Linked DNA regions of Homo sapiens: region 2 is linked to region 1. A link is an interaction called in ENCODE POLR2A ChIA-PET data of the cell type or tissue named here. Cell type or tissue: MCF 10A. All regions are shown on one strand. Each heading gives the region's core, and the rest is flanking DNA. Links, peaks and the distances in the headings are about the cores only.

Evidence for each region. Peaks named below come from ENCODE experiments on the same cell type or tissue, not always from the same donor. Only the 100,000 strongest peaks of a DNase experiment are listed, where the experiment ranks them.
Region 2: POLR2A ChIA-PET joins it to region 1 with 10 read pairs; 2 of 35 experiments call an interaction of 5 or more read pairs at or near these places.

The regions. Positions count from the first base shown.
Region 1 is chr6:88,976,063-88,988,576 of GRCh38, forward strand. No RefSeq gene overlaps it. Among named protein-coding and RNA genes, the nearest start is that of RNGTT, 19 kb to the left of the region's middle. In MCF 10A, for the core only: CTCF peaks have their summits at 6,791 (motif pointing right) and 7,683 (motif pointing right); a DNase peak (open chromatin) is centred at 6,859.
Region 2 is chr6:89,043,839-89,056,352 of GRCh38, forward strand. No RefSeq gene overlaps it. Among named protein-coding and RNA genes, the nearest start is that of PNRC1-DT, 30 kb to the right of the region's middle. In MCF 10A, for the core only: no CTCF peak of the experiment used is centred there; DNase peaks (open chromatin) are centred at 5,383 and 6,533.

The DNA of each region.
Region 1 (12,514 bases), core at 2,000-9,999:
AGGCAGGCAGATCACATGAGGCCAGTAGTTTGAGACCAGCCTGGCCAACATGATGAAACCCCATCTCTACTAAAAATACAAAAATTAGCAGAGCATGGTGGTGCACACCTGTAATCCCAGCTACTCGGGAGGCAGAGGCAGGAGAATTGCTTGAAACCAGAAGGTGGAGGTTGGAGTGAGCCGAGATCACACCACTGCACTCCAGCCTGGGCAACAGAGGGAGACATCTTTCCAGTAATGCCTATCCAGCCTCAATCACCCCTGTTATTGAACTCTGTACGCAAGGATAATTATTTCAAAACAACTATGTAATCTTTCTCATTTTTTCCTTTAAACACCTTTGTCTTGCTTTACCTCCCTGAACATGCACATAGTTTACTATGGTACACAAAATCCCAATGCAGTGCTCTATTCCCAAATAAACATCATTTTCTTTTAGAGAGTCTCTGTTTGTTATTTAGTTTGAAAGAATCATGAAGTTTTGTAGAAAGGCAGAGACTGAGATAGATGCTTTAAAAATTACCGTCCATATCCTTCCCTTTCTTTCAACACTGCTAGGGACTGCAAAGAAGGAAATATGAGCAAAGTTAACTTCACCCCTGAGGAGAGCAAAGTCACCTGGTGACCACTGAACAGGCCCCAGAGACAAAAACTGCTTAACTGAGGCATTTAGAAGGGAGCAAAGACCACCTGGTGACTATCAAACAGGCCATCTGAGGCCTGTCAAACACTCTATCTGGGGAAATTAAAAGTAATTAGACTTCCCTAGTATCTAAAGCAAGCATCTGGTTCCAGATTTCTTTTCCCAAGAAAATTTATAAGTAACTAGAATCTATTCTAGACATCTCCAGAATGTCATGCTGAAACTTACTGCGCCACCCTTGCTGACATTAAGGCACCAAAATGTCTACAAATGTAATTATTTATCATGACCTGCATAGCTAATGTAGTCCAAATTACCCTTAAGCTCCCGCCTTAAGTTCCATAAATGCTCCTAAGGAAAAATCTACCATGGCATGCTCAGTCCTCTCACTGAGGCACCTGCTGCACTCTTCTGCAGCTTGCTTTCTTTCTAATAAAACTTTCCTTTTTCAAAACTATAATGTTGTCAGTAAATTTTTTTTTTCTTTTTTTTTTTTGAGACACAGTCTCACTGTCGCCCAGGCTAGAGTGCAGTGGCATGATCTCGGCTCACTGCAGCCTCTTCCTCCTGGGTTCAAGCAATTCTCCTATCTCAGCCTCCCCAGTAGGTGGATTATAGGCATGCACCACCACGCCCAGCTAATTTTTCTAATTTTAGTAGAGACGGGGGTTTTGCCATATTGGCCAGGCTGGTCTCGAACTCCTAATCTCAAGTGATCACCTGCCTCGGCCTCCAAAGGTAAATTCTTTTTACCAACCCATGCTGATCCTGATACTGGGGCTCTGACACCTTGCCTGGCACACCCTGCCTTCCCTCTGCCAACACAACAACTCTGAACCAGCAGAGTTCCTCCTGAACAAGGAGTTTATTTTATGTTGTTATGGTTATTTTTATTAACATAGATCAAATAGAGAACCCAAAAGTAGACCCCAAAATATTTGGGAATTACATTCCAAATTAGTGGAGAAAGAAGAGTTGATTATTCCATACATGTTATTACAACATCTGGCTTGCCATTTAGGTTTAAAAGGAAGCTGGATTTCGCCGGGCATGGTGGCTCACGCCTGTAATCCCAGCACTTTGGGAGGCTGAGGCGGGTGGATCACCTGAGGTTGGGAGTTCGAGATCAGCCTGACCAACACGGAGAAACCCTATCTCTACTTAAAATACAAAAAATTAGCCAGGCGTGGTGGCACATGCCTGTAATCCCAGCTATTCAGGAGGCTGAGGCAGGAGAATCACTTGAACCTGGGAGGCGGAGGTTGTGGTGAGCCGAGATCGCGACACTGCACTCCAGCCTAAGCAAAAGAGCGAAACTCCATCTCAAAAAAAAAAAAAGAAACTGGATTTCTATTTGACTCCTCATCCCCAAACAAATTACAGATGAATTAAAGATCTAAACCTAAAATAAATAAAACTTTACATTCTAGGATAAAATATGGGCACTTCATATATATAAATATATATATATAGTTTATTTCAATAGCTTTTGGAGTTCAGGTGGCTTTTGGTTACATGCACGAATTGTTCAGTGGTGAAGTCTGAGATTTTAGTGTACCCATCACCTGAATGGTGTACATTGTACCCGATATGTAGTTTTTCATCCCTCGCTGCCCTCCCACCGTCCCCCCTTCTGAGTCTCCAATGCCCATTATACCACACTGTATGCATTTGTGTCCCCACAGATTAGCTCCCACTTATAAGTGAGAATATACAGTATTTAGTTTTCCATTCCTGAGTTACTTCACTTAGAATAATTGCCTCCACTGGGCGTGGTACCTCACGCCTCTAATCCCAGCACTTTGGGAGGCCGAGGTGGGCGGATCACTTGGGCCCAGGAGTTTCAGACCAGCCTGGGCAACATGACGAAACTCCATCTCTATTTTAAAAAATGAAAAAGAAATTTTAAATAAGTAATAAAAAATAAAATTTAAAAAAAAATGGCCTCCAGTTCCATTCAAGTAGTTGCAAAAGGTATTATTTTGTTTTTGTTTATGGCTGAGTAGTATTCCATGGTGTATATATATATTTCTTTTATCTACTCATCACCTGGTGGGCACTTAGGTTAGTGACACATCTTTGAAATTGTGAATTGTGCTACAGTAAACATATGCATGCAGGTGTCTTTTTGATATAATGACTTCTTTTCCTTTGGGTAGATATCCAGTAGTGTAATTGCTGGATCGAATGGTAGGTATACTTTTAGTTCTCTGAGAAATCTCCATATTCCATACTTGAGAAATTTTTCATAGAGATTATGCTAATTTACATTCCCACCTGCAGTGTATAATTGTTCCCTTTTCACCACATTCACACCAACATATATTGTTTTTTGACTTTTTAATAATGGCCATTCTGGCTGGGTAAGGTGGCAGATATCTCATTGTGGTTTTAATATGCATTTACCTGATGATTAGTGATGTTGAGCATTTTTTCATATATTTGTTGGCCATTTGTATCTCTTCTTCTGAGAAGTGTCTATTCATGTAATTTGCCCACCCCGTCTTCTTTTTGAGACAAAGTCTCGCTCTGTCACCTGGCTGGAGTGCAGTGGCACAATCATAGCTCACTGTAACCTTGAACTCCTGAGCTCAAGCAATCCTCCTGCCTCAGCCTCCTGAGTAGCTGGGACTACAGGCATAAGACACCACGTTGGCTAATTTTTTCTTTTTTGTAGAGAGAGGGTCTCACTATGTTGACCAGGCTGGACTCAAACTCCTGGGCTCAAGCAATTCTCCTGCCTCAGCCTCTCTAAGTGCTGGGATTACAGATGTGAGCCACTGAACCCAGCCATTTGCCCACTTTTTAATGGGATTATTTGTTTTTATTTTTGTTTTCTTGCTGATTTGTTTGAGTTCCTTATAGATGCTGGATATTAGTCCTTTGTCAGATGCATTGTTTGCAAACATTTTTTCCCATTCTGTGGGTTGTCTGTTTATTCTGATGTTTATTTACTTTGCTGTGCAGAAACATTTTAAATTCAATTAGATCCCATTTATTTTTGTTTTTATTACATTTGCTTTGGGGTCTTAGTCATAAATTCTTAGCCTAGGCCAATGTCCAGAAGAGTTTTTTCCTAGATTTTCTTCTAGAATTTTTATGGTTACAGGTCTTAGATTTAAGTCTTTAATCCAATCCATCTTGAGTTGATTTTATATAGGGTGAGAGACAGGGATCCAGTTTCATTCTTCTTCATGTAGCTATCCAGCTTTCCCAGCACCATTTATTGAATAGGGTGTCCTTTCCCCAATATATGTTTTTGTACGCTTTGTCAAAGATCAGTTGGTTGTATTTGGCTTTATTTCTGGGATCTCTATTCTGTTTCATTGGTCTGTGTATCTACTTTATACCAGTACTGTGCTATTTTGGTTACTGTAGTCTTACAGTATAATTTGAAGTCAGGTAATGTGATGCCTCCAGATTTGTTCTTTTTGCTTAGGGTTGCTTTGGCTATTTGGGCTCTTTTTTGATTCCATATGAATTTTAGGATTGTTTTTTCGAATTCTGTGAAAAATCATGTTGATTTTTTGATAGGAGTTACATTGAATCTATAGATTGCTTTGGGCAGAATGGTCTTTTTCACAATATTGATTCTTTCAATCCATGAGCATGGGATGTATTTCCATTTGTTTGTGTCATCTATTATTTCTTTCAGGAATGTTTTGTAGTTCTTGTAGAGATCTTTCACCTCCTTGGTTAAGTATATTCCTATTTTATTATTACTTTTTTGCAGCTATTATAAAAGGGATTGAGTTTTTTATTTGATTCTCAGCTTGGTCCTTGTTGGTGTATAACAGTGCTACTGATTAGTGTACATTGATTTTGTAACCTGAGGCTCTACTGAATCAATTTCCTATCTAAAAGTCTTTTGGAGGAGTCATTAGAGTTTTCTGTATCATTGGCAAACAGAGATAGTTCAGCTTTCGCTTTTCCAATTTGGATGCCCTTTATTTCTTTGTCTTGCCTGATTGCTCTGGCTAGGACTTTCAGTACTATGTTGAATAGAAGTGATGAAAGTGAGCATTCTTATCTTGTTCCAGTTCTTAGAGGGGATGTTTTCAACTTTTCCTCATTCAGTATAATGTTGGCTCTGGGTTTTCCACATATGGCTTTTATATTTTTTTAATTTATTTAATTACTTATTTATTGTTGTAGAGACAGGGTCTCAGTTTGTTGCCCAGGCTGGTCTGGAACTCCTGGCTTCAAGCAATCCTTCTGCCTTCAAGCAATCCTTCTGCCTTGGCCTCCCAAAATGCTGGAATTACAAGTGTGAGCCACTGTGCCCAGGCTTTTATTATTTTCGAGGTAGGTTCCTTCTATGCCTAATTTGTTGAGAGTTTGTATTATAAAGTAATGCCTGATTTTAATGCTTTTTCTGCATCTATTGAGATGATCATATTGTTTTTGTTTTTAATTCTGTTTATGTGGTGCATTACATTTATTGACTTCCATATGTTGAACAATCTCTGCATCCCTGGGATGAAACCCCTTGATCGTGGTTAATTACCTCTTTGATGTGTTGTCGGATTCGGTTTGCTAGTATGTTGTTGAGGTGCCAAGGAATTTAAATTTTTCCATAGCATGCTTTCAAATCTTGTTAACTCAGAGTCTGCAGGCATTCCCTCACTGATCAGTGACTTCTAAAGGCCCAAATTCATGTCTGCACATCAACTCATTAACAAGGTCTCAATATGAAATAACTCCAGTTCCAGGGCTGCAAAGTACAGCCAACACTGAACAGGTTCCTAATGTAGAGATCTGATTCTCCAGCCACAAACCTGTGTGCAAAAACATTGCATCTCTTTATTTTATTTTATTTTATTTTATTTTATTTTATTTTATTTTATTTTATTTTATTTTTTTTCAGACAGAGTCTTGCTCTGTCGCCAGGCTGGAGTGCAGTGGCATGATCTCGGCTCACTGCAACCTCCGCCTCCTGGGTTCAAGCAATTCTCCTGCCTCAGCCTCCCAAGTAGCTGGGACTACAGGCACGTGGCACCACGCCCAGCTAATTTTTGTATTTTTAGTAGAGACAGGGTTTCACCATGTTGGCCAGGATGGGCATCTCTTTATTTTCTATAAATCAACTTAATCTTGATTCTGAGTCCCCTTCTTGCTAAACAGGGAGGAAATTTCAGTTCTGGCATTTTTTTTTAATTTTTTGAGACAGAGTCTTACTCTGTTGCCCAGGTTGGAGTACAGTGGCACGATCTTGGCTCACTGCGACCTTTGCCTCCCAGGTTCAAGGAATTCTCATGCCTCAGCCTCCTGAGTGGCTGGGATTACAGATTACACCCAGCTAATTTTTGTATTTTTAGTAGAGATGGGGTTTTGCCATGTTGGCCAGGCTGGACTCAAACTCCTGACCTCAGGTGATCCTCCCACCTCAGCCTCCCAAAGTGCTGGGATTACAGATGTGAGCCACCACGCCCAGCCCTCAGTTCTGGCATCCTTGGGGCTTCCTGCCCTACCCTATCCCTAGAGTTATATATTGGTTCTGAGGGCTCAGACAACACATTTCCAAGAAGCAGGTAAAGGGAAAGGTTGCCTATTATCACTGACCATCCGGTCATATAGCTTGCGCTGATCCTTTTTGTGGCTCCCTCAGGTCCAGAAGCTCTCTTCTGCTTCTCAACCAACCACACTGTGGGAAAAGGCAAGTTTTGTAGGACTGGAAACCCTGTTGCTCAAGCCTTCTCTTTCTAGATACACCTATAATCATTCTTCTCCAAGGCTCTGCAAAGGAGCGGGGCCTGGAATCCCAAACTCTAGGGTAATGTCCAATACATTGCTTCACTAAGCAGACAATCCCAAAGGAAGCATTAAATTAGTACATGTGGCTGGATAATGTTTTGATAAATTAATTTTTTTAGAGCTTGATGACAGAATGGACATACCAAATAAGGGAAAAATCAAAGATGACTCCAATCTTTCTGTTCTAAATAGGAAGTCCTCTAACTTTCTGATCATCTCCAGGAACTCTAAGCCTGTTATTTTATGCAAAACAAAAAAATCAAAAATGTGTATATGGGATCATTTCCCCTGAATAGTGAGAAGTTGAATGTATTTTTGTTTAAACATAAAACTAGAATTCTCCATAATTTTACAGCTGAAAACTGAGCCATATATATGGTCACTAGGTGGAGCTAAAAACCAGATAATCCAAACTCTCATTGCTTTGGTAACCAAGAAAGTGGGTCAGTGAGTCAGGTTCTTCTATTACACATGTGTGTGCCTATTCCAAATGTTGGGTTTGGCCCCGCTTCACCAAACTCATAATAATAGAGGTCAGCCTAACCTACCACGTAATTAAATAACAGTGACTAGCAGGGTACCTCTGCCTATCCAGCTTTTATATAAGTTTCTTTACTGGAAAATACTAAAGATTGAAAGGAAAACAACTGCTTTCTGAACGCTACTGTCAAGGCACAAAGGTTTTCAGAGATAATAACTCTGTTTCTGTGTGCAATACAAATTTAATTAAAAAATTAATTCTACTGTTTGAATTATGTGGAACACTATCTTTTCACTTGATAATACAATTTTGTGTGTGTATTGTGCCTTACATATATACATATATATATACACACACACATATGTATATTTTGAGACCAAGTCTCACTCTCTCACCCAGGCTGGAGTGCAGTGGCATGATCTCTGCTCACTGCAACCTCTGCCTCCTGGGGGTTCAAGCGATTTTCATGCCTCCCTAGTAGCTGGGACTACAGGTGCCTGCCACCACGCCTGGCTAATTTTTGTGTTTTTAGTAGAGACAGGGTTTCACCATGTTAGCCAGGCTGGTCTTGAGCTCCTGACCTCAAGTGATCTGCCCACCTCGGCCTCCCAAAGCTCTGGGATTACAGGCATGAGCCACCACACCCGGCCTAATCCTCACAGTTGTATGAGGTAGACATTGCTATCATCTCCATTTTATAGATGAGGAAACCAGCTCAGCGATAGGTTCAATAACTTGCCCCAAGCCTCCCAACCAGTAAGCCAAAGAACCAGGCTGCGAGAGGGTGTGCAATGCTGGAACTTGCCAGCAGAGGCAGGAAATCTTTGTTCTAATCCAAACTGGGATTTAAGTGTGTCAGACCTTAAGGGGGAAAAAAATCACCCTTCAAGTCTTGAGTTTTCATTTGAAAAATGAATAGTTGGTCCCTATGGTGGTGCACTTTAAACTTAAATGCAGTCAATCACCTGGATTGCATTGAAATGCAGATTCTAATTAAATAGGTCTGGCATGAACCCAAGATACTGCATTTCTAATAAGCTCTGGGGCCATGACGATGCTGTTGTTTGGAGGACCACGCCGAGAACCCTTCCTCTTATGGGAGGCTAATAACTAACTTCTGCAAAGGAAAAATATCTCCCCAAACTAAGAAAAGGGCAAACCATATATCTGCATCGATGTCTGCAATTTGAGATATTCACTGACAGCTATCTATTTGAAAGCAGAACTTTGTTGCTTGGTACAGATCTGTATTTGACATCATTCTATGCTTCTAAATTAATTGGAGTCTATCAGATCCTTTGGGAGAATGAAGCTTTGTTATTCCAGTCATCAGCCACCAGTATATCCTTATCATTTGTGTTTTAGGCCAGTTGTTTTTTATTCTTGATTGATAGCACACTTGGCATCTCAGGCAGAATCACCCCACATTTCCTATGTAGCATCTGATATGAAGCTGATGCTTTAAGTCTTTGCAACATGAAACCATCATTTTTACCTAATTACAGGCATCCTGTTTCCCAGGCAAATAACCTCTCTCTATACTGGATCACTCTTACTTCTTTGCAGATATCACTTGCTTGCTAGGGAGTTATTAAGTAAATGATAGCATGTGCTGAAGATCAATTTGTTTGAGAAATTTGCATTTACTCTATGTAGTACTTTACAATTTACAGAAGCATTTTCACCTATGTTAACTCATTTCATCTTTAAAAATGTAGTGAATTGGATAGGGAAGATATTATCTTTCTTATTGCAGATGAAAAGACCAGAAAGTTGTGACATACAGGAACACAACCAGTGTCTCCTGACTTTAAGTTTCAAGCACTTCTTACTGCACCACATTGCTTTCCTACTCATGGTTCAATGAGCGTATCATTTTGTGAGCAAAGAGCATGCCTAAGTTGTACATTAAAAATAGGGTGGCTAGGCGTGGTGCCTCATGCCTGTAATCCCAGCACTTTGGGAGGCCAAGGTGGGTAGATTGGCTGAGTCCAGGAGTCACAGACCCGCCTGGGCAACATGGCGAAACGCATCTCTACAAAAAAATACAAAAATTAGCTGGGCATGGTGGCGCACACCAAGATCACGCCACTGTACTCCAGCCTGGGTGACAGAGTGAGAACCTGTCTCAAAAAGAAAAGCCAGGTTGAGGGAAGAAGGAAGTGGAACGAGCTTGGGATCACCTTAGAAAAAACAAGGAAATAAGAGTAATAAATCAAGGCAAATTAATGGCCAGGGAAAATCTTAAGTTTCTGGTGACATATTTCAATACTCCAGGTTTTGGTTCTATAGAATCATAATCTCAAATATCATTGACTCACTTCTAGAATGGATATCTTAAATTGGGCCCTAGTTTTAGGCTCATATAAAGCACATTCAAGTCTAGTCCATTCAATCTATTCAAACATCTACTAAACTTTCTCTGTGTGAGGAATTTCAGGAGATACAAAGATTAAGGCACATTCTTGAACCATAAAAAGCCTATTATTAGTAGGGAGGGCTTACTTTAATTATTCATGTATTGGTTCACTTAAAAATATAGTTTAGCACCTTGCTATGTGCCAAACACTATCCTAGGTAGACAAGAACAACAATGAACAAGACAAGGGCCCTGACCTCAAGGACTTTACTTGGCCAGTATAGAATACGGGAAAAATAGTGGGGCCGCTGCCCAAGTTACCAAAGAATCACAGTGAAGGGTATCTATCCCAATCCTGAAGAGTCAAAACACAGTTCCCAGGAGGAAGGGACATTTAAGCTGGGCCAAGTTAGGGTAGGGGAAGGGCCATAAATGCAAAGGCCTAGGGGCTATGGTGAGCTGGTAAATGTTTAATAACTCTCTAGAGAGAAGCAAGAATGCCCTAATTTGTAGATTTTGCCAGTTTCCTTGATTTACTCCCACCATGACCTCACTGAACATGCAATTGGGAAGAGACATGCACCATACGCTCTCACACTCCCACACAAATCAACTCTAGAACACCACTGCTTACAGATAAAAGTATGGTACTTCTGGGCAATGTCAAGCCCATCTATAGAATGGGAACTGTGTGTGTGTGTGTGTTTGGGGCAGTGAGCAGGGGAGGGAGTGGAGGTAGAAAAGGGAATGGTGGGAGGGAAGGCTAGGGAGGGAGGGAACATGCCCACATGCCACTTTAAAGAGTTTGGACTTTATCTGGGGCTGTGCAACTTCATCAAGTAAACATGAGTCACTGAGGTAAATATGGAGTCATTGAATGGTTTTAAGGAAGGGGGTGACCTTGTTGAGAGTGATACCTATTGTTTACAGCAATAGCCTATTTTTCCCTTCTAGAGAAAGAGGATTTTGTCTGTTTTCATCCCAGCCATATCTCCAGTCCTTAGAACACAGCCTGCCATAACGTGACCTCTCCACAAGAAACAAGAGACTGCTTCCAGTGCTCTGGAGTATGAATGAGAAGTCATGAAGTCAACCTAGAGAGTGGAGACAGTGAGTGAGATAATATCTATAGCAAAGGGAGCAAGGAACTAAAGCAGCCACTGTCAGCTAACTTGAAGTCAAAGGGTTGATTCAGGGATTTTTTAATATAAAAGAAATGTGGCCAGGCATGGTGTCTCATGCCTGTAATCTCAGCACTTTGGGAGGCTGAGGCAGGAGGACTGCTTGAGCTCAAGAGTTCTAGACCAGCCTGAGCAACATGGCGAGACCCTGTCTCTATTAAAAAACAAAAATAAATAAATAAAAGAAATAAGTCAGGTGCAGTGGCTCACACCTGTAATCCCAGGACTTTGGGAAGCCAAAGCGGGTGGATCACCTGAGGTTGGGAGCTCACGACCAGCCTGACCAACATGGAGAAACCCCATCTCTACTAAAAATACAAAATTAGCCAGGCATGGTGGCGCATGCCTGTAATCCCAGCTACTCGGGAGGCTGAGGCAGGAGAATCGCCTGAACCCAGGAGGCGGAGGTTGTGGTGAGCCGAGATCATGCTATTGCACTCCAGCCTGGGCAACAAGAGCGAAACTCCATCTCAAAAAAAAAAAAAAAGAAAAGAAATAAATATAAAAGAAATTTGATTACATTTAAGTGACTATGACAAAAAGCCAGTGGAGAAAAGAGGGAATAACTGATTAAACAAACTTTACTAATGCTTTAAAAATAATATTAAATGCATTTAAATAACTATATACCACACAATTTAATTAAAAAATAAATAGAAATTTAAACTACAATTTAATTAATATAAACAAATTTAATAAGATTAAGCACATTTTATTAAGGCTAAAAAGCCATGGAATTGCTTTGAGAGCAAGATCTTTGTCTGTTTTACTCACTGCTATATCCCCGGTACCTAGAACAATACCTGGAACATAGCAGATGCTCAACAAATATTTGCTGATTGAATGAATGTATGACTGGATAAAAGTAACCATTCATTGGGCACTTACTTTGTGCCAGGATCAAATGATTTTCATGCATATTATCCTCAATTCTCACAACAGCCTTAGGAGGTAAACGATTATTTTCATTTACTAATGAGGAAAGAGAACTTTAGTGAGATTTAGAAACTTGCTCATAATCACACAGCTACTGAGTGACAGACATGGAACTTATTCCAGGTCAATCTAAATCAAAGCTATGCTTTTAAGAGCAACTGTGATTTTAAGTGTCTGGATTTTTTTTTTTTTTTTTCTGAGACAGGGTCTTGCCTGTCGCCCAGGCTGGAGCGCCGTGGCTCATTCACAGCTCACTGCAGCCTCTACCTCCTGGGCTTAAGTGATCCTCCCACCTCAGCTTCCCCAGTAGCTGGGACTACAGGTGCATGCCAATGCACCCAGCTAGCTTTTTAAATTTTTTGTAGAGACAAGGTCTCACTATGTTTCCCAGGCTGGCCTCAAACTCCTGAGCTCAAGCCATCCTCCCATCTGGGCCTCCCAAAGTGCTAGGAGTACAGACAAGAGCCACCACACCTGGCCCTAGCGTTCAAATAGTTAAATATCTGAAGCAAAAACTGAAAATATTTGAGAAAGGAAAAGGAAAACTTTTGGTTCCTTGTGTCACCAGAATACATAGAATAGAGGAGCTAATTATAGAAAGAATAGCATAGCAGTTAAGCGTGTAGCCTGTGGAGCCACATGCCTGGGTTCAAATCCTAGCTCTAATGCTCACTAGCTGTGCAACTTCATCAAGTTACTTAACCTTTCTGTGCACTGGTTCCCTCCCCTATAAAATGGAGATAATGATAGCACCTACTTCATGGGATGGTTAGGAGAACTAAATGAGTTTATACATGTAAAGCACATGGAAAAAAAACCATTTTGTGTTTGCTGTGATTGTTATAGCCTATTTTTCCCTTCTAGAGAAAGAGGATTTTGTCTGTTTTCATCCCAGCCGTATCTCCAGTCCTTATAACACAGACTGCCAAAATGGGGCTTCTCCACAAATGTTTATTTTTGTTTTTTTTTTAATGAGATAATTAGTAAAATGAATGTCCAGCATATGTGTGTGTGTGCTGCTCAGAAGATTCATTGAATCTGAAGATAAAAACATTAATTTTGCTCACAAATCATGTTATATCATACTTTTTTAAAAAATGTGATTAGCCACTATAAATCAACTAAAAATCTCTCTCTCTCTTTTTTTTTTTTTTTTTTTT
Region 2 (12,514 bases), core at 1,643-9,642, 67 kb after region 1:
ATGCCTGTAATCCCAGCACTTTGGGAGGTGGGTGGATCACCTGAGGTCGGGAGTTCAAGACCAGCCTGACCAACATGGAGAAACCCCATCTCTACTAAAAATACAAAATTAGCCAGGTGTGCTGGCACATCCCTGTAATCCCAGCTATTCGGGAGGCTAAGGCAGGAGAATCCCGGGAGGCAGAGGTTGTGGTGAGCTGACATTGCGCTATTACACTCTAGCCTGGGCAACAAGAGCAAAACTCCATCTCAAAAAAAAAAAAAAAAAAAAAAAGACAAAACTCAATATGAAAAGATCAAATAGAAGTAATAAAGGAAGTATCTAATTTTTTTCTTTTCTTTCCTTTTTTTTTTTTTTTTTTTGAGACAGAGTCTTGCTCGGTCACTCAGGCTGGAGTGAAGTGGCACAATCTCGGCTCACTGCAACCTCCACCTCCCAGATTCAAGCAATTCTCCCTGCCTCACCCTCCAGAGAAGCTGGGATTAAAGGTGCCCACTACTAGGCCCCACTAATTTTTGCATTTTTAGTAGAGATGGAGTTTCACCATGTTGGCCAGGCTGGTCTCAAACTCCTGACCTCAAGTGATCCACCCGCCTTGGCCTCCCAAAGTGCTGGGATTCCAGGCATGAGCCACCACGCCCGGCTTCATTTTTCTTTTTGATCCTGAATATTTCACGTTCTTTTTTTTTTTTTTTTTTTTTTTTTGAGATAGGATTTCACTAGTTGCTCAGGCTGGTCTTGAATTTCTGGCCTCAGGTAATTCTCCTGCCTCAGCCTCCTGAACAAAAAAAAACACAAACAAGCCAGGGTTTCCTTCAAAGACATATTCACCAATGTAGCTATGTCTGCCTTCCACCTGGTATTAATCTGCACACCTTGTGTACTTGTTTCTGTATTCCTGCAGGTGTTCGCTTGGTGACTGTAACACTATTTTCCTGTAAAAGTCCTTGAGGGCTGTCTTATTCCTCAGTCCTCAGGCCTTCTCCGCCCACCCTGCTTCTTCTGAGAGGGAGTGGTCCGCCAGCCTGAAGCTGACCTATTTTTCAAAACCACCCTTTTCCTTAGGGTGGTTTTTCCTTAGAGGCTATGCTGTGATTTATTTTTAAAGAACAGCCTTCTCTTGCACAGACCTGGGAGGTAAGCTACTCCAAATTACGAAGAAGGCTTCCACCAACAAGACAGATCTAAGAACCATTGTTTTAGGTCTGCATGCTTTTGAGCACAAAGAGTAAACCTTCCTGCAGCTTCGGAATATCTCTCTTCCTCTTTCAAAGCCCTTTCACAGCTTGGACTTGCTTCCTTTTTAGAGCCACCCTCTCAGATAAGGGTGGTTTTAGAAGTAGGAAGCCAGATTTGGGCGCAGGACAGAATGCTCTGAGCTCAGCCTGGCACGGTTGCACAGTGTGGTGGGAAGCAGACTGGCCTGGCTGGGCGCAGTGGCTCAGCCTGTAATCCCAGTACTTTGGGAGACCCAGGAGGGCAGATCACTTGAGGTCAGGAGTTCAAGACCAGCCTGGCCAACATGGTGAAACACTGTTTCTACTAAAAATTCAAAAATTAGCCAGGTGTGATGGCTCATGCCTGTAATCCCAGCTACTCGGGAGGCTGAGGCAGGAGAATCACTTGACCCAGGAGGCAGAGGTTGCAGTGAGCTAAGATCACACCATTGCACTCCAGCCTGAGTGACAGAGCAAGACTCTATCTCAAAAAAAAAAAAAAAAGGTGGGGGAAGTGTATTGGCCTCTAATCCCAGCTCCAGCAATTACGGCTTCTTCCTAGGCTTTTGTGTCCCTGTGTGAGAAACATGGACCAGAAGTGCCATCAAGTTCTCGCTGTCCCTGTTCTTCAAATGAGGACGTGAAGCCATGGAGATGGAAAAGTATGATGGTGGGTTCCTCTGAGGCTGTGTCAGAGGAGACAAGAGTGGATACTGAGGATGATTCATTAATCTTTCTTGGCAAAGAAAATTTTATGTGATGACTAGAAATTTGTTTACTCATACACAAATTCCTACCGAAACAGTCGAGAGGAGAGAAATAGCACATTGGTACAAATGTTTTTTCTTTCTGTAAGTCAAATAATCAACATTTCAGACATTTCTTAGAAAGTCTAGTAAATAGATTTATTTTCTTTTTTTTCTTTTTTTTTTTTTTTGACAGAATCTCACTCTGTCACCCAGGCTGGAGTGCACAGTGGTGCGATCTCAGCTCACTGCAACCTCTGTCTCCCAGGTTCAAGCGATTCTCCTGCCTCAGCCTCCTGAGTAGCTGGGATTACAGGCGCCTGCCACCACGCCCGGCTAATTTTTGTATTTTTGGTAGAGACAGGGTTTTGCCACATTGGCCAGGCTGGTTTCGAACTCCTGACCTCAAGTGATCAGCCCACCTTGGCGTCCCAAAGTGCTGGGATTACAGGCATGAGCCACCATGCCCGGCCAGATTTCTTGAAAGTTGTTTTAAAAGTGGTTATATTTCTTAGGCCTAGGATTAAGGGGTAGTTTTTATTGTTTAGTCTTTTTATGTCTGCTCTGCATCTTTCACCAATAATTAATAGAGAATCAATAAGTATTAGTTCTTTAATCAGGTTTTTTTAAACGAAATAAATGGCTTTAATTGTTCAAAAAGAAGGCAACAGAGGGAAAGAAACTTAAAAACTAATAATGGTGAAAACCGGCATTAGGCTGGGCACGGCAGCTCATGCCTGTAGTCTCAGCTATTCGAGAGGCTGAGGTGGGAGGATCACTAAAGCCCAGGAGGTCGAGGCTGTAGTCAGCCGTGATCATGCCACTGCACTCCAACCTGGGCTACAGAGCAAGACCCTGTCTCAAAAAAAAAAAAAAAAAAAGAGAAAGAAAAAAATTATTTTAATTTTTTCATAAATTTTTTAAAAATAGAAACAGGGTCTCAGTATGTTGCCCAGGCTGGTCTTGAATTCCTGGTCTCAAGCGATCCACCCACCTTGGCCTCCCAAAGTGCTGGCATTACAGCCACCATGCTTGGCCTGAAAAAAAATTAATAAATAAAAAATAAACTGACATTTACTAAGTTACATTTATTTCCTACTGAGTAGTACTGACTCATTGATTCCCCTCTCAACTCTGGAAAAGAAGCTGTTTATTATCCCCATTTTATATATAAGAAAAAGCAGAGAAAAGTTCAATGCTTCTGCCGAGGTCACAGAGCTAATAAATGCAGTCACTGGGGCTTCAACTAGACGGTGAAGTTCGGGGCCCCTGCTATTTATTATTGTGCTCTATTTTCTCCTAGATGATCTAAAAGTTAAGCATACTTGGTTTGGAAAACATGTAATCTTAGAGAACAGATTTATCATGCAAACTACATTTAAGTTAGTACTACCCGAACTTACATTAATAGAAGGCTGAAGGAGAGTAGTTTGAAACTGTTGTAGGTTTGGGATTTAAATTTTGCTAAGGATAAACCAGAGTAGATAAATCAACTCTGTGCTAGGGTTAATCGTATAGCCAACATTGGTTTATGTCAACAATTAGATTGCTTTGTATGGTACCTCAAAAAAAGTTGAAAGGTGATTAGAATTGCTCAGGAAAAGGCTGGAAAGATTACAAACTGCCAATCAGCTTCAAAAAATGAATTTAAAAATAAAAGCACAATCTATCCATGGAACAGGATTCCATCAGCACAGAAAACGATCAGGGAAAAACGGAGTATGTGCACACACTCTCCCCCACCCCCAAGAAAAGCTTCACTGACACCATCTCATTTTGTGTAAACAACACAGTTCCTGTCCTACCCTCATTGAGGAACCTCAGCTACTTTAGGGCTTTTAAATGTTGGTCTTTGTCCTCTCATCCTCTACTTCCTCACTTTTCAATCAGTTCTCCTCCTATGGCTGGATCCATTTAGCTGCTTATCACATTTCAGGAAACTGAAATAATCATAAAAGTGATTTCATGACCCAGAACTGAGGACAGACCTCACCCCTCACGCTCAATAAATATTTGCTGGATGGATGAATAATTGCTACAGCCGTGGTTCTTCTAGACAAGGAATTTCACCTTATATCCCAGGGTAGGAAAAGACACAAGACTGCAAGATGCAAGAAAGATTGCCTCCACTAAATAAAACAGGTTCTGGGCTGGGCCAGGTGGCTCACGCCTGTAATCGTTAATACTTTGGGAGGTTGAGGTGGGCAGATCGCTGGAGCTCAGGAGTTCAAGACCAGCCTGGGCAACAAGGCGAGACCCCATCTCCACAAAAAATAAAAAAATTAGCTGGGTGTGGTGGCATGTACCTGTAGTCCCAGCTACCTAAGAGGCTGAAGTGAGAGGATCGCTTGAGCCTGGGAGTTCGAGGCTGCAGTGAGTTGTGATCCCACCACTGCACTCCAGCCTAAGTGATAGAGCGAGACTGTCTCAAAAAAACCAAACAGGTTCTGATGGGGAGTGGGAGTGGGGAAGCTTGGGGTTTGGCAAGAACTGGCTATACTTTGCAACAAGTCAAATCTGGGTTCAAAACCTGGCTCTGCTCCTAGAGTATGACTTCACTTTATTTTCTCTACCTTGAGTCTCAATTTCTCCATTTAAAACGCCTTTTAGGGATGCTGTGAGTTTGGGTATGATGGGAGAGGCATTCATCCAGTTTCCTCCTTGATCCTTATCTTCATTCCCACTCCAAGAAGGAGCCCCTAATCTGATGAGTCATTCCAGGGACACTGATTGGGCCACATGAGAGGGGTTGTCTTTCTTCATCTTCTCGGAAGGCCAGAATTTTCTGGCACCCTCAGAAAAAGACCCGCCCTTTATTTCCCTCTCTAGCCCTGTCTTCTTTCTTGAATGCAGGCTGCATGTGATCAGTGACCAGTTCTTCACTCTTCTGCTTTTCCCTTCCAGGTAGCCTAAGTGGCAAAGAGGATGGGAACTGTTTCCTTCAGGAGAAAAAGACCTGCATCCTGTTTTCATTGCCTCCTGGGGTCTTCTTTTCAGTCTCCTTTCTCCCATGTGGTCATCTGGGTGGTAACACTTGGGTTTAGATTGAATGGGAAGGAAGAGTCTAATAGAGCCATTTTTGCCTGAGTTCCCTGCCTCAAGGCTTCAGATACAGTCCAGCAGCAGTAAAACGTTAATGCAGCCAGATTGAAATTTTATCACACTACATCTCAGACATGCAAATAAAATGTTTGAAATGGAACTTAAAATTACCAATAAAAGTATCTCATTCTTCGGACTTAAGTTCTCATTCCAGCCAATAACTCCCCATTAGAGCTGTTTCTCTCCCTTTGTCTTTTCATCCTTTAAGATGGTGTTTGAAGGGTGGTGCTTAAGTGACTTCATGGTGGCTCATAGCCCATGCTTTTCTCCTCTGGATGGTTGCCAACCTGTGCTGCAAAGATGCTGCTGTGCTCTTGTCCCTGAGCTGCCAATCCTAAGATCTGCTCTCCTTGCTCTCTTCCTTACCCCACCTCCATGGCTGGAACTTGTCTTACATCATATCTGCCTCCTTACCAAGATGAAATTTGTAAACACCACTTCCCAGGAGGGCTACTAGCAGAATGGCTATTGGGGAATAATTTATGGAAGAAAGAAAGAAAATACAGGCATATACACACAAACTCACGCATACATACAGTTCTTGTCACATTACTTTGATTTCTTTTTCTTTTTTTCCTAAATTTTTTGTAGACAGGGTCTCACTCTGTTGCCCAGGATAGTGTTATACTCCTGGCCCCAAGCAATCCTCCCATCTCAGCCTCCCAAAGTGCTGAGAATACAGGCATGAGCCACCAAACCGGACCCCATTATACTCTTTTATCGTCTCTCAGTATACCCCAGTAGGATGTTCAGGGATTTTCTGTTTTGTAAGCCCAGTGTTTGGAAGAGTGTATGGCACAGAGTACGTGCTCAATAAATATTTGTTGAATGCATGAATGGTGGGTCATATCTGCTGTGTATGGATTTATCCAGTTCAATTCTCAGGGGCAATCTTATTTCCCTTATCCCCAGGTGCTTGCAGAACAGCACGCAGAAGCTTATGTACTGCCCACAACAATCACCAACTTGGACGTGGTAGTTGAAGCAATGAGTCTTATGAGGTCCCTCAAGATGAGCGGGAAGAACAAAGTGGGGCCAAGAGTAGCTTAGAGTAGCAGTTCTCAAACTTTCAATCTCAGAACCCCCTTACAACTTTTAGAAATTGTTGGGGACTCCAAGGCATTTTCTTTACATGGGTTATGTCAATATTTATTGTATTAAAATTAAAACAAAAATTTTAATTTTTTGCAAATCTCTTGACAGAAGGGAGCTGGATTCTCATACCTACATCTGCATTCAATCTATTGAGATGTGTTTTGGTTGAAATCTGACCTTATACAGATAGGTGATTGGAAAAGGGAGGACCTCAGAGATCCCAGGGTTTCTCTGACCACGTTCTGAAACTGCTGTCCTAGAGCAATAGTTGCTGCAACAATGACAACAATCTTCTCTGCAACACAGCCCTCAGCCCTCCGGGAACCCCAGATTCTAATATTGGCACAGAATCCCAGCCTCCAGCCTCTTTGCTTAGAATTGCACAATTTTCCAGTAATGTATGAAACAGCTGGCAGCCTTGCGCAGGAAAACTGGATAGAGGTGAGTCCCTGAGGGAGTATGTTTGTCCTGGGTAAAAGCAAGTGGACTAGACATCCTAGAAAAGGATTGACACTTGAAATCCTAGCATTTTGGGAGACCAAGAAGGGAGGATTGCTTGAGCCCAGGAGTTTGAGACCAGCCTGGGCAACATAGCAACACCCTGTTTCTAAAAACAAACAAACCAAAACCCCAAGAAAGTGGGGTGTTGAGGAAAAGAAAACACATCATGCATTCTCAGGAAGGAGAGACAACAGCTTAAGAAGCTCAGGTACATTAATGAACAAACATGTCTCAGTGCCCAGGCTGAAGAAGAAACAATGAAGCTCAGCCTGCTGGGTGTGTGTGGAAGGAGCTGGCTCTCAGAAGGGGAAAAGTTGGTGACATAATTATATATCTACCTCTGTAACTTCCTGAGTCTAGCTGGCAGAGCCACAGCTTTGCCCACATTCGTTGGGGAACTGGTGGAAATATAGCAGACTCTTACCAGGTACAGCTGTAAGATGAGTAAATCCTCAGTATGTTGGAGTGGCCTTGTAACCATGGGTAGAAAGGCCTTAGGTAACACCTTCTGGTTTGTAAGCCCTTCCAGCCGTGGGCCAGCACCTTTACTACAGCCACGGGCCAAGGACACCTTTACTGTGTATTTTGCTTACCTGCTTTACAGAGAAAAGATACAGTCGGTCAGCTGTCAGTAGCCCTAGCCAGGCCCCAAATACCACTCACCTTCCTTCCATGACAAGTAGTCCAGCTCTGCGCTGAAAAAATGAGTGTATGTGACTGCTGCTGCAACCTGCAAGAGTCACATTTTAGTAAGCGGATAACAAGTCCAACCTTTGTGCTTAGAATTTTCCAAAGCTTTTTCTAAGAAATAAACTATCTCTATTGCACTTCATCCTATACTAACTTCTGATACCTTTTGCATTAATGCCTACATTGCTATTTAGGAGGCCTAAACATGATCCTTGTTTAACACAACAATTCCCAAGTCTAATACAGTGTTTAGCACATAGAAGGCACTTAAGTTTTTAGTGAAAGCAAGTTAAATAAATGAATTCTGATGATCTCTCTCTTTTTTTTGAGACAGAGTCTGACTCTGTTGCCCAGGCTGGAGTGCAGTGGCACAATCTCTACTCACTGCAACCTCTGCTTCCTGGGTTCAAGCGATTCTCGTGCCTCAGCCTCCCAAGTAGCTGGGATTACAGATGTGGGCCACTTCACCTGGCTAATTTTGTATTTTTAGAAGAGACAGATGTATTAGTCCATTTTCATACTGCTATAAAGAACTGCCCAAGATTGGGTAATTTAGGGAAAGAAAGAGGTTTAATTGACTCACAGTTCCTCATGGCTGAGGAGGCCTCAGGGAACTTACAATTACGGCAGAAGGCTAATGGGAAGCAAGACACCTTCTTCATGGGGTGGCAGGAGGGAGAAGTGCCAGGTGAAGGGGGGAAGAACCCCTTAAAACCCATCAGATCTCGTGAGAACTCACTATCACAATAACAGGATGAGGGAAACCACCTATGATTCAATTACCTTCAACTGGCCTCTCCCTTGACACGTGGGGATTACAACTAAAGATGAGATTTGGGTGGAAACACAAAGCCTAACCATATAATGGGTTTTCACCATGTTGGCCAGGCTGGTCTCAAACTCCTGACCTCAAGTGATCCGCCGGCCTCAGCCTCCCAAAGTGCTAGGATTTTAGGCGTGAGCCACCATGCCCAGCCTGATGGTCTTATTTAATGTGAACCAAAAGCATGTGCTTTTCATACATTATCCCATTTAATTACATTGTTCATGGAAAGCTGGCCTCCTCAAGAAGGTATAAGTTCTTTGAAAGCAGGAAAATTACAATATATTTGAGGCTTATTAAAGGCTTTACACACATCCTATACCCACCTATCTTATGGCAGTGCCCCTCAAATCCTTCTCAAAGATACTTTTTTCTTCTTCTTTTATAGTACTAAAAGCTATATTTATTTATCATTTTGCTACAGGGCAAGACGTGCTTATTTTGGTAAGTCCCACTAATGGTTTTAGAGTGGAGAAAGTTATTTATTTATGGTCTAATGTATTGTTTCCTCTTATTCAGAAACAGTCCCAGCTAAAATGGTTTACTTAAATATGTATTATGTAATCAAATAGGACTACATATTAAAGTACATAATAGGCCAGGCTCGGTGGCTCACGCCTGTAATCCCAACACTTTGGGGGGCCCAGGCAGGAAGATTGCTCGAGGCCAGGAGTTCAAGACCAGCCTGGGCCAACCATGGCCCAACCTCATCTCTACTAAAAATACAAAAATTAGCCAGGTGTGGTGGTGCAGGCCTGTAGTCCCAGCTATTCAGGAGGCTGAGGCACAAGGATCGCTTGAACCTGGGAGGTGGAGGTTGCAGTGAGTTGAGATCGTGCCACTGCACTCCAGCCTGGGCAACAAAGCAAGACTCTGTCTCAAAAAACAAATTAAAAATTATATAAAAACAAAAATAAAACATATGATGAACATGCCAGGTCCCCTGTATCATTTATAATCAAAGAAGCTCTGTTTTTGTCTGTTTAAAATTCAAAAGCTTCCACAAATTTTTACTTAAATCTGTACAGCAGTGCCCTGGGAAGGAAGATGTGATATTTCAATAAAAAACTTTACAGACATTAAAGAGATGAATTAATTAACGGAGAGGCTAGATAGAGGAATTTCCCACTTGGAAAGAATATTTCTGTGTCTAAGAATTCACTTTACTCTGAGCTCAACTGGTAAATTTAAAAAGCACTGAGTTGAGGTCGGGCATGGTGGCTCACGCCTGTAATCCCAGCACTTTGCGGGGCCCAGGCAGGAAGATTGCTTGAGGCCAGGAATTCGAGACTAGCCTGGCCAACATGGTGAAACCCCATCTCTACTAAAAATACAAAAATTAGCCAGGTGTGGTGGTGCATGCCTGTAATCCCAGCTTCTTGGAAGTCTGAGGCACGAGAATCGCTTGAATCTGGGAGGCGGAGGTTGCAGTGAGCCAAGATGGTGCCACTGCTCTCCAGCCTGGGTGACAAAGCGAGACTCTGTCTCAAAAAATAAAAAAAAGCACTGAGTTTTTGTTTTTTAATATAACAGCTTTACTGAGATATTTTTCTTTTTTCTTTTTTTTTTCTTTTTGAGACAGAGTCTTGCTCTTGTTGCCATCTTTGTCACTCTTTGAGATGGAGTGCAGCAACATCTTGGCTCACTGCAACCTTCACCTCCCAGGTTCAAGTGATTCTCCTGCCTCAGCCTCCCTAGTAGCTGGGATTACAGGCACTTGCCACCATGCCTGGCTAATTTTTTTGTGTTTTTAGTAGAGACGGGGTTTCACCATATTGGCCAAGCTGATCTTGAACTCCTGACCTCAGGTGATCCACCCGCCTCGGCCTCCCAAAGTGCTGGGATTACAGGTGTGAGCCACCACACCCAGCTGATATATTTTACATAGCATAAAATTTACCCTTTTAAAGTTTACAATTCAGTGGATTCTGGTATATTCACAGAATTGTGTAATCATCACCACTATCTTATTTTTAGAAACTTGTTTTCAACCCAAAAGAAACTCCATACTTATTTGCAGTCACTCCCCATTGTCTCCCTTCCCCCAGCCCTTGGAAGCCACTAATTTACTTTATGTCTTTATGGTTTTTCTCCTTTCTGGACAGTTCATATAAATAGAATCCATGCAAAATTGGCCTTTTGTGTCTAGCTTCTTTCACTGAGCACAATGTTCCCATGATTCATCCATGTTGCTGCATGTATCAGTATTTCATTCCTTTTAATGGCCAAATAATATTTCGTGTTATGGATATATCTCATCTCGTTTATCCTTTCATTAGTTGATGGACATTTGGATTGTTTCCACTTTTTGGCTATTATGAATAATGCTGATATAAACATTTGTGTACACGTTTGTGTGTGCACATATGTTTACAATGATCATGGCTATATACCAAGGAGTAGAATTGCTGAGTCGTAAATAACTCTGTTCAACATTTTGAGGAATTGACAAACTATTTCCAAAACAATTGCATCATTTTACAATCCCACCAACAGGTGTAAGGATTCTAATTTTGCCATATCTTCACCAACACCTATTATTTTCTGTCTTTTTAAATTCTAACCAGACCAGTGGATGTGAAGTGGTATCTCATTTCAGCTTTTGATTTGCATTTCACTAATAACTACAGTAACAATGTTGAATATCTTTTCATGTGCTTATCTGCCATTTATATATCTTCCTTGGAGAAATGTTCATTCAAATCCTTTGCCTTTTTAAAAATTGGTTTGTCTTTTTATTATTAAGTTGTAAGAGTTCTTTATATATTCTAGATACAAGCCCTTATCAGATATATGATTAGCAAATAATTTCTCCCATTTTGTGTGCTTTTGTTTTTTTTTTTAGACAGAGTCTCGCTCTGTTACCCAAGCTGGAGTGTGGTAGTGTGATCTTGGCTCGCTGCAACCTCTGCCTCCTGGGTTCAAGTGATTCTCATGCTTTAGCCTCCTGAGTAGCTGGGACTAGAGGCGCACGCCACCACCCCCGGCTAATTTTTGTATTTTTAGTAGAGACGGGGTTTCACCCTGTTGGCCAGGCTGGTCTCAAACTCCTAAGCTCAAATGATCCACCCACCTCGGCCTCCCAAAATGCTGGGATTATAGACGCGAGCCACAGCACTCAGCCCCTGCGTGCTGGGTTCTATCCATCCATCCTTCCTTCCTTCCTTTCTTTCTCTCTTTTTTTTTTTTTTTGAGATAGAGTCTCACTCTGTTGCCCAGGCTAGAGTGCAGTGGCACGATCTCAGCTCACTGCAACCTCTGCCTCCTGGGTTCAAGCGATTCTCCTGTCTTAGCCTCCTGAGTAGCTAGGATTACAGGTGTGTGCCATCACACCTGGCTTATTTTTGTATTTTTAGTAGAGATGGGTTTTCACCATGTTGGCCAGGCTGGTCTCAAACTACTGACCTCAGGTGATCCACCTGCCTCGGCCTCCCAAAGTGCTGGAATTACAGGCGTGAACCACCATGCCCGGCCGCTACTCTTAATTCTAAATTATTTCACTTTCCTTGTCTGGAAAATAAGTGGGTTCTAAAGACTCCCAGAGTGGCATAATAGGGTGCATACACACTGGTCAGTGACCAGGGAGTATGAGAAGCCAAGGGATTCATGTGATCCATCTTCTAAAATACCAGTACCACTCAAAGATTGTAAAGTAAGCGGAATCTTGCTTTTTCACATATGAAAATCTGGAAAAGAAAGAAACCGTATGCACTGAGCAAATAGAAAATTTGGCACTTTTGAGAACCTGGTGGCAATGGTGTTGCTGTTGTATCAAAGTAATAAGGGTGAGTGAATTTTGAGAGATAAATTATGCCTGACCATTGGAACCAGTGAGCAGCCGAGCATGTGACAGCAGTAAGCCTCCAAAACCTAATTTTTTGGAAAAACAAGCCGATCAGCTTACAACCAGTGTTTATGATTTTTAATTTTCTTTTTCAAGAGACAGGGTCTCCTTCTGCCACCTAGGCTGGAATGCAGTGGGGCAATGATAAATATTAGTAGCACCTCTGTAGCAGAAACTACTGTATCAAAAAGAAGTATAGGATATTCTTAGATGTTCATCTAAAATATGGATTTTAACCTGTGGTAAATGTGCTCAAACCAAAACCTTCTCTTGAGAATATCCTGACCAAAAAATGGCCAGAGATTTTGTTCCTGCAGCCAGAAAAATCACTCATATATGTCAGATGAGGGTGTAGTATATAGACTATATAAAGAACACTTACATCTCAATGACAAAAAGACAACCCAATTAAAAAATGGGCAAAGGATTTGCCTTAGTCTATTTGGGCTGCCATAACAAAATATCATAGACTGTGGCTTATAAACAACAGAAATGT